Regions from separate parts of the Homo sapiens genome. Here regions 2 and 3 are each linked to region 1. Evidence: read pairs that join two places in POLR2A ChIA-PET (ENCODE). Cell type or tissue: MCF 10A. All regions are shown on one strand.

Evidence for each region. Peaks named below come from ENCODE experiments on the same cell type or tissue, not always from the same donor. Only the 100,000 strongest peaks of a DNase experiment are listed, where the experiment ranks them.
Region 2: POLR2A ChIA-PET joins it to region 1 with 5 read pairs; 2 of 35 experiments call an interaction of 5 or more read pairs at or near these places.
Region 3: POLR2A ChIA-PET joins it to region 1 with 5 read pairs; 7 of 35 experiments call an interaction of 5 or more read pairs at or near these places.

The regions. Positions count from the first base shown.
Region 1 is chr14:23,061,165-23,063,664 of GRCh38, forward strand. ACIN1 (apoptotic chromatin condensation inducer 1) reads right to left here. Exons shown (of 19, transcript NM_001386863.1): 13 at 2,272-2,413; 14 at 1,765-1,910; 15 at 1,252-1,359; 16 at 1,004-1,111; 17 at 134-458; 18 at 1-20. Among named protein-coding and RNA genes, the nearest start is that of CDH24, 4.9 kb to the left of the region's middle. RefSeq lists an enhancer at 472-1,671. In MCF 10A, no CTCF peak of the experiment used is centred here; a DNase peak (open chromatin) is centred at 1,047.
Region 2 is chr14:23,267,692-23,270,191 of GRCh38, forward strand. RNF212B (ring finger protein 212B) reads left to right here. Exons shown (of 15, transcript NM_001282322.3): 12 at 1,233-1,272; 13 at 2,172-2,269. Among named protein-coding and RNA genes, the nearest start is that of HOMEZ, 17 kb to the right of the region's middle. In MCF 10A, no CTCF peak of the experiment used is centred here; no DNase peak of the experiment used is centred here.
Region 3 is chr14:23,136,477-23,138,976 of GRCh38, forward strand. It overlaps SLC7A8 (solute carrier family 7 member 8), which reads right to left. Exons shown (of 11, transcript NM_012244.4): 7 at 1,445-1,548. Among named protein-coding and RNA genes, the nearest start is that of CEBPE, 18 kb to the left of the region's middle. RefSeq lists a silencer at 1,124-1,418. In MCF 10A, no CTCF peak of the experiment used is centred here; a DNase peak (open chromatin) is centred at 1,095.

The DNA of each region.
Region 1 (2,500 bases):
TGGTTCCTCCTGGGCTTTCTCTGAGGTGGAAAAAAGTGAACCAGATATGATGCATCTGACCCTCTGTCCCATCCCATCTGGGTCCCTTTCCCACCTACTAGTGGGTATGCGTACCCCATAGCTAAGTACCTACCTTTCTTCTCACTCTTCTTTTCTTTAGACTTCGCACGTTCCTTGCGGCGGCGGTCACGGGACCTTGATCGGGAACGGGGCCCTTCTCGAACTTTGTCCCGATCCCATTCACGCTCTGATCGAGTCCGCTCCCGCCGCTCCATTTCCCGTTCCCGTTCTGCCCACTGTTCCCGCACTGCCCGTTCCTGCTCCCGCTGCTCTGCCCGGGGGTGCTGTGGTGGCTGGACCGGGGGTGGGGGTGGGGGGTGCAGGGGCCGTGGTATTCCCTGCTCCTCTGTCTTAGTTTCAGAGGGACGGTCCACCAAGAGGCCTCGGTGATAATCCAGCTGTGGGGAGAGGAGGGACAAGGACAGTTAGGATAGAGGTGATATCACTCCCACTCAAGGAGCCAGGATGGCCGGGCGCGGTGGCTCACGCCTGTAATCCCAGCACTTTGGGAGGCCAAGGCGGTCAGATCACGAGGTCAGGAGACCGAGACCATCCTGGCTGACACGGTGAAACCCCGTCTCTACTGAAAATACAAAAAAATTAGCCGGGCGTGGTGGCGGGCGCCTGTAGTCCCAGCTATTCGGGAGGCTGAGGCAGGAGAATGGCGTGAACCCGGAAGGCGGAGCTTGCAGTGAGCTGAGATCGCGCCACTGCACTCCAGCCTGGGAGACAGCGAGACTCTGTCTCAAAAAAAAAAAAAAAAAAAAAAGGAGCCCAGGTACCACTTTGAAGCCCCATGGTACAATTAAAGGAACCAAAGCCAGGGAAGAAGAGAAAAGAACAGAAGCTCAGAGACTGCAGGTCTGGCAAGGATCTCAGCTGAAATCTAGCAGATAATGGCTTCCCCTGCCCCTCCTCTCTTTCCTCTCCCTAGGTTTCTTACCTCATCTTGCTCGGCATAGTCAGCACAAAGGAATTTGGGATTGGACTGGGGCCATTTGACCCCGTGCAGAGCTGTGCGGGTGGCAACAGCTTCCTCTACTGTTGAGTACTGGTGGAGGAAGGGAGAAGATGGAGGGTCACAGTGTGTCTGCAACCCTTCCCACGTGCTGCAACACCCTTAAACCTGCCCACACTGGTCACAAAAGGAAATATATGCCATGACCTATAGAATCAGCTTCTTCCCCTCACCGTTACAAAGCAATGAGATTTGATCTTGTCAATCCAGAAGGCCTCTTCCACCAAGGTTCCTGTGCGCCCCAACAACTCCTTTAGCTGGCCTAAAGTGAAAGGACGGACCTGCCAATGAAAATAGACTTTCAGGGTCTAGCAGAAGGCAAGACCACCACCCAATCTTTAGATTTCCCGAGCTGCTGTCACAGGAGTATAGTTTCAAGGTTTGGGGGAGGGCAGAGAGTTTAGGAACCTTGCAGTAAGAATGTGAGAAGAGTGGTGGTGCTTCCCAGCACTAATTGAGACGTTGTATGTGAGGCCTTCTGCAAGTCCTCAAAACAACCCTGCAGGGCAACAGCTTTTCCCCCTCATTTTTAGATGGGTAAATATGTTAAGTAACTCACTCAAGATCAGTGAGTAACTTAATCTATTGGTAGACCAGTTCAACTATGAGTGGAACCTAGGAGGCATAAGCCTAAAGCTCAAACTTAACCACTAAGCAAGCTGGGATGGTGAGAAACAATGACTTACCAAATTGGAGATATGGACAATGTTGCTAATCTTGCCCCGGGGTGGGGAGGGCACCTGGGCAGTTCGGACTGGGTCATCAATGGTAATGGAAACTCCGGACTTCTGCTGGCTAATGGAACGTCGAGTTAAGGTATCTCCTAAAGTCACTATCAAGAAGACCACAAGAACAGCTTTTGGTAGGAAGCAATACTGGCTCTTTTCACCCTCAATGTAACTCTCACGGTTCCCTTTCTTTTATACCAAGCAGCCACTCCTTAATCTAAACGTGCAGAGCACCTATAATCTGCAAAGTACTGTGCTAGGCTAACCTCCTCATCATGGAGATTCAAAGATTAAACAGAGTCAAATCTGGCCCTCAAGTAGCTTACTTAATATGTAGGAGAAAGATATGATATACGAAAAAATATAATGAAAGGCAGGAAACATTCAAAGCTTTCAGCGATCCAAATGAGGTGCTCTGAGAATTCAGGGAGCCGCATTACATTTCTCTCACAATATGTCACTCACCTTTCTTTACTTCATGCTCTGCAGGTGGGGGCAAGGCCACCTCTACTGACACCTGGGGAGGTACAGGAGGTTCTGCTTCAGGTTCCTTCTCTTCTTCCTCTTCTTCCCTCTGCCCATTCTCCTGGCCCTCTGCAGGTACTACCTATCAAGGTGTCAGAGAACACAGCAGGTCTGTTAAACACCAAACTGGCATATTCTTTTCAGCCTCTGGTTCCCCGGTAAGAGTAGC
Region 2 (2,500 bases), 210 kb after region 1:
GTGCTGAGGATTACAGGCATGAGCCACTGTGCCTGGCCCAACAATTTTGTCTTAAAGTCTATTTTGTCTGATATTAGTATAGCCACTCTTTTGTTCCTTGTTTTTTGCATGGAATATATTTTTTCATCCTTCTCCTTTCAACCTATATGCATCTTTGAATCCAAAGTGAGTATCTTGTAGACTGTGCATAGTTGGACTTGTTTTTTCTTTCATCTGTTCTGCCAGTTTCTGCCTTTTAATTCATTTACATTTAATGTAATTACAGATAAGGAAGGACTGACTTCTGCATTTTGTTATTTGTTTTCTATATGTCATGCTTTTTGGTTAGCCTTTTGTTTGTCCCAGCTGATATTTATCTCCTTAGGCAGCCAAACAAGTGCTTCTAATTGTTTTCATCAGACTGGAGAAAGGTTTTTCTGCACTTGGTAAGCTCTGAGCTCCAAGTCCTGGTGAACTTGAGCTCCAAGTCCTGGTGCTGTCAAATTAAGACAACCTTGAAAGTGGGGTCTTCCAGGGAACCACTAGACAGGTCAAATAATGACAGTTCTCTGGGAATGAATCCTTCAAAAAGCTCCAACCCTGTTCCATCCCCTCTAGTGACTGCCAGACTGTTGGGTTTCATCATGAGCATGCCCTGTTGGTTTTCAAGGCTATCATGGAGGTGGAGAAGGAGAAATGGCAATAGAGCAAGTTAAAATGCCACAAACCTTGCTGTTTTTACTAACATTTTGCTATTTTTCTTGAATAAACATTCTCCAGATTACTACAAGCCCTTTGTTAATTTTCAGATTTCTGAAAAAGTTGATTCTGACCATTATGCCAATTTTCTCATTGCTTTTATGGAGGAGGAAATTTTTGGAGGTCTTTGCTCTGCCATTTTTGTTGATGTCACTCCTAGCTAATTTTTGTTGATGTCACTCCTAGCTAATTTTTGTCTTTACCCATTCTTTCTGGTGATTTCCATCTTAGAGGGGAAACCAAGGCACAGATACATGAGAGCACATGAAGGCAGTGAGGGATCTCAGCCCACAGACTCATGAAAGGGAGAGGAAAGCACCTATAAGAGATACTGCTATGTGATTTGTGAGCTTTTTCACTTGGCATTAGCCCCCAACCCTAACCCATATACTAAAAATCTTTTATCTCCATTTCCTTTGCCCTGGCCCCAAGTATACCTGAATCTCTTCTCCAGTTCATGGATTATCTCACAGGCTTATTTTTATGCTTTCCAGAAACCCCTTCACCGGCTTCAACTCATAGCCTATCTTATAGGTCAGTAACACTATGCTTCCTTTTTCTTGGGATGTGTTCATACTTAAACTCTGCCAGCAGGCTGGGTGCGGTGGCTCACGCCTGTAATCCCAGCACTTTGGGAGGCCGAGGAGGGTGGATCACTTGAGGTCAGGAGTTTGAGACCAGTATGGCCAACATGGCGAAACCCTGTCTCTACTAAAAATAAAAAATTAGCCGGGAGCGGTGTCACGTGCCTGTAATCCCAGCTACTCGGGAGGTTGAGGCAGGAGAATTGCTGAATCCAGGAGGCGGAGGTTGCAGTGAGCTGACATGGTGTCACTGCCCTCCAGCCTGGGTGACAGAGTGAGACTCCGTCTCAAAAAACAAACAAAAAAACAAAACTCTGCCAGCAGTCCTGGGATTACTTCTCCACTGGCTTGTACCACCGAAGTTTACAATGTGCCTTATAAGCAAAAAAGAAAGCTGGATAGCACTGTGTTTAATATACATCCAAATTACTGTATTTTGGCCCGGTAGTGGCTCCCACCTGTAATCCTAGCACTTCGGGAGGCTAAGGTGGGAGGATTGCTTAAGCCCAGGTGTTGGAGACCAGGCTGAGCAACAAAGTGAGACCTAATTACCCGGGCTTGGTGGGTGTATGCTTGTGGTCCCAGCTACTTGGGAGACTAAGACAGGAGGATCACTTGAGTTTAGGAAGTCAAGGCTGCAGTGAGCCATGATCATACTACTGCACTCCAACCTGGGCAACAGAGTGAGACCCTGTCTCAAAAAAAAAAAAAGAAAAAATTATCATCAGTTGCAAGCAGGGAATTTTTTCCTCTCTGGCCTAGCTGTATAGGCTCTTCCATTACATATGCTTTTTATTTTTACCTTTACCTGTCCTTTTCTCTGCTGATGCTTTTATTTGCTTTCCTTAGAACTTCATCTGCCTCCTCTGGACAGGGGATTTTTTCTTTCAGACCATCCCCAAATGGGCATTCAGGCCACACAAGAGTCCTCACCCCCAACAATTTTGGTAAGTTAAATAACATTTCCAAAGGAATGGAGCTTCAACTATAGACACATATACTAAAATGAAGATTTTCAAGATGACAAGATGTTGAGGTTTGCCCCCCAAAGAGCATTGTCTCTAGTTGGCTCCTTAATATTCTTTAAGAGCCATCCCATTTTCTTCAGAGTGAAGGGAAACTCTGGATTTTGCCTGGTTAGCACTCATCCTGTCACCAGTCGAGTCCTACTATTTAGC
Region 3 (2,500 bases), 75 kb after region 1:
TTAAGCATAACACACATCCACACACTCTGACTCTTCAGGAAGGATCATCCTCTCCCTACCCGAGAACACAAAGGAGTGACAGAGAGATAAAGAAGGAGGGAAGGAGAAGGAAGGAAGAAGGAACTGGAAAGATGAGCAGGGGAGGCCTGGGTGGGTGAGGTCTGGCCTCTGAATCGGAGGTGGAGCACACCATGCGCCACCGTTTCCTGCATGCACACACGACTAGACCACATGCACGCAGACCGCTGCTAGGCCTGCCTGAGGGACAAACCCCACTCTAAAGTGACTGTAGCCAGTCACTCTCCTCCAATAGATCTCAGGGAGCCTCACGGGTCACTGTTCCTCCACCGCTTGGCCTCGGCGGGGCCTCCGTGTGGCCACTGCTCCTGTGTAACATGCACACGAGGTTGCTGTGGGTGAGCGTCACAGGGTCCCGGGGTACAGGGGACACCCACACCACCTCTTTCCAGCCCTGGGTCCTAAAAACATTGCACTCCCTTGTTATTTCACAGGAACTCTTCCTGATGTGACGGCTTTGGAAGCAGCTGAACTCACGGACTCATCTTTGGAGCAGGACTGTACTTTCTGAGGGCAGGGGGTGCTTTCTAAGAACCTGGGAGGATCCCTTGAACCACACAAATGGAAGTCATTCAACATCTGCTAGCCTCAACAGCCCCTTCTGAAGACAGCAAAAGAAAGGGCCGGGTCCCTGGATGCATGGAGGCAGGACCTGGGACTCGTGGACCCGCTCGCACTTCTGGCTTCTGAGAGTGCTCTGGGGTGGGGGTCACGGATAAAAGGCTCTTTCTTTGGACAAATGTTTGCTTTCCACTTTTCCCCACCCTCTCACTTCACATTCTCCACCTGAGTCTCATGGGTGGCCTCAAAAAGGCCTCTACAGCCACCTCTCTGTTGAGCAGGGAGGAGCTCTGCATTCTTGGGGCAATCAGGGTGAAGCCATCCCACCTGCAGGCTAGTTCCAGAACATTCATGGGAGGCCAGACCCAGAGGCCCCAGGCACAAGTCTCCCTCTTGGTCCCTTTCCAAATGGGGTTCTTTTCTAGCCAGCAGCAGCCTGTTTACAGGTACAGGACTGCAGCCAAGATACTGCCTTGCTGCCAACCACAGCCACTGACTGGGGGCGGCGTCAGGCAGGCTGGCGGCCTCCTCTGTCTTCTGCTCCTTTTGAAATGAGACAGGCCACTACATGTGAAGCACCTAGGACCCGTATGCCACACACATCGCAGGTGACCACGTGAGCAGCACACACTCCTCAGCATCCACACTGACACACACGCCCTCATGTGAGCAGTCACCCCTCTGCAAGCCCAACATCCAGATGCCCACACAGACCCCTGCTGACAGAGACAAGCCCACCATATACAAATAGCAAAGTGCACAGCAGAGTGGCCCCTGGCCGGGGAAGGGCCCAGGCAGCACTCACCGAGAGGAGGTGAAGAGAGACCCATTAACTCCTCCAAATGTGGACAGGGCAACAGAAATGGGCATGATCCAGGCCATGACTCCTAGGAGCTTCTCTCCAAAAGTCTGGGAGAGGAACCAAGGAGATAAGCAAAGGAGAGGTCACCACTCCCCGACCCCTCAGCTCCCACTTCACTCTGGGAAACCGTTTCTCCTATCTCCACCCTTGCTAATTCTCTCTCGCCAAGCTTCTTAATTGCCCCCACCCTCTCAAGGGTGGACCCCTACACAGGGTGGTTAATGCATGTTTTAGGCTAATTAACTGAAGGAGGTAGTACACACTGGTAATAATAATAATGAACTAACACTTACTAATCTTGTTTTATGGGTGAGGAACTGAGTCACATAGTGATTAAGTAGCTTGCCTAAGATTACACACCCAGCGAGTGGAGGGGCCAGCATTGGAAGCCAGGTGGTGTGATCCAGGCCTTACATACATTATATGATTTCTCCAGCACAGGGAAGGGCACAGGCTTGTCAGGCAGATCTGTCAGGCAGATCCAGGCTCAAATCCTTGCCCTCCAGCTAGGAGCTGTGAGACCTTGAGCAAAGTTTATGATTTTTGAGCCTCTGTCTCCAACTGCAAAATAGGGATTAATCCAGAATCACAGGGTGAGAATTTCTCAATTCATCAAAACAGATGAGTTGGGGGTAAAATAATAGGAATGAGCCCCTCCTTAGTCTGAGAAAGAAAAGGCTGTGAAGCTATAGATGAATCTTCATGTATTTAAGGACTATACAATGCAGGAGACCAGCCTTTTCTATATTCCCTGAGCCAGGTTTACAGCACATTACCAAGGAGAGATTGTTCAGAATAGAAGGCTGTTGGTCATAAGAACAGGCTGCCCCAGGAGATGGGAGGACCTCTTTCTTTACAGTCTTTTGAGATAAGGCCAGTGAAGAGACTGGCAGGCTGGGTGGTGGCCCAGCCTGATGCCAGGTGAGGGAGCAAGGTGCCTCCCAGGTCCTTCTTAGATGTGAAGGATCCCAACCCCTTGCACCAGCATGGTCTCTTTCC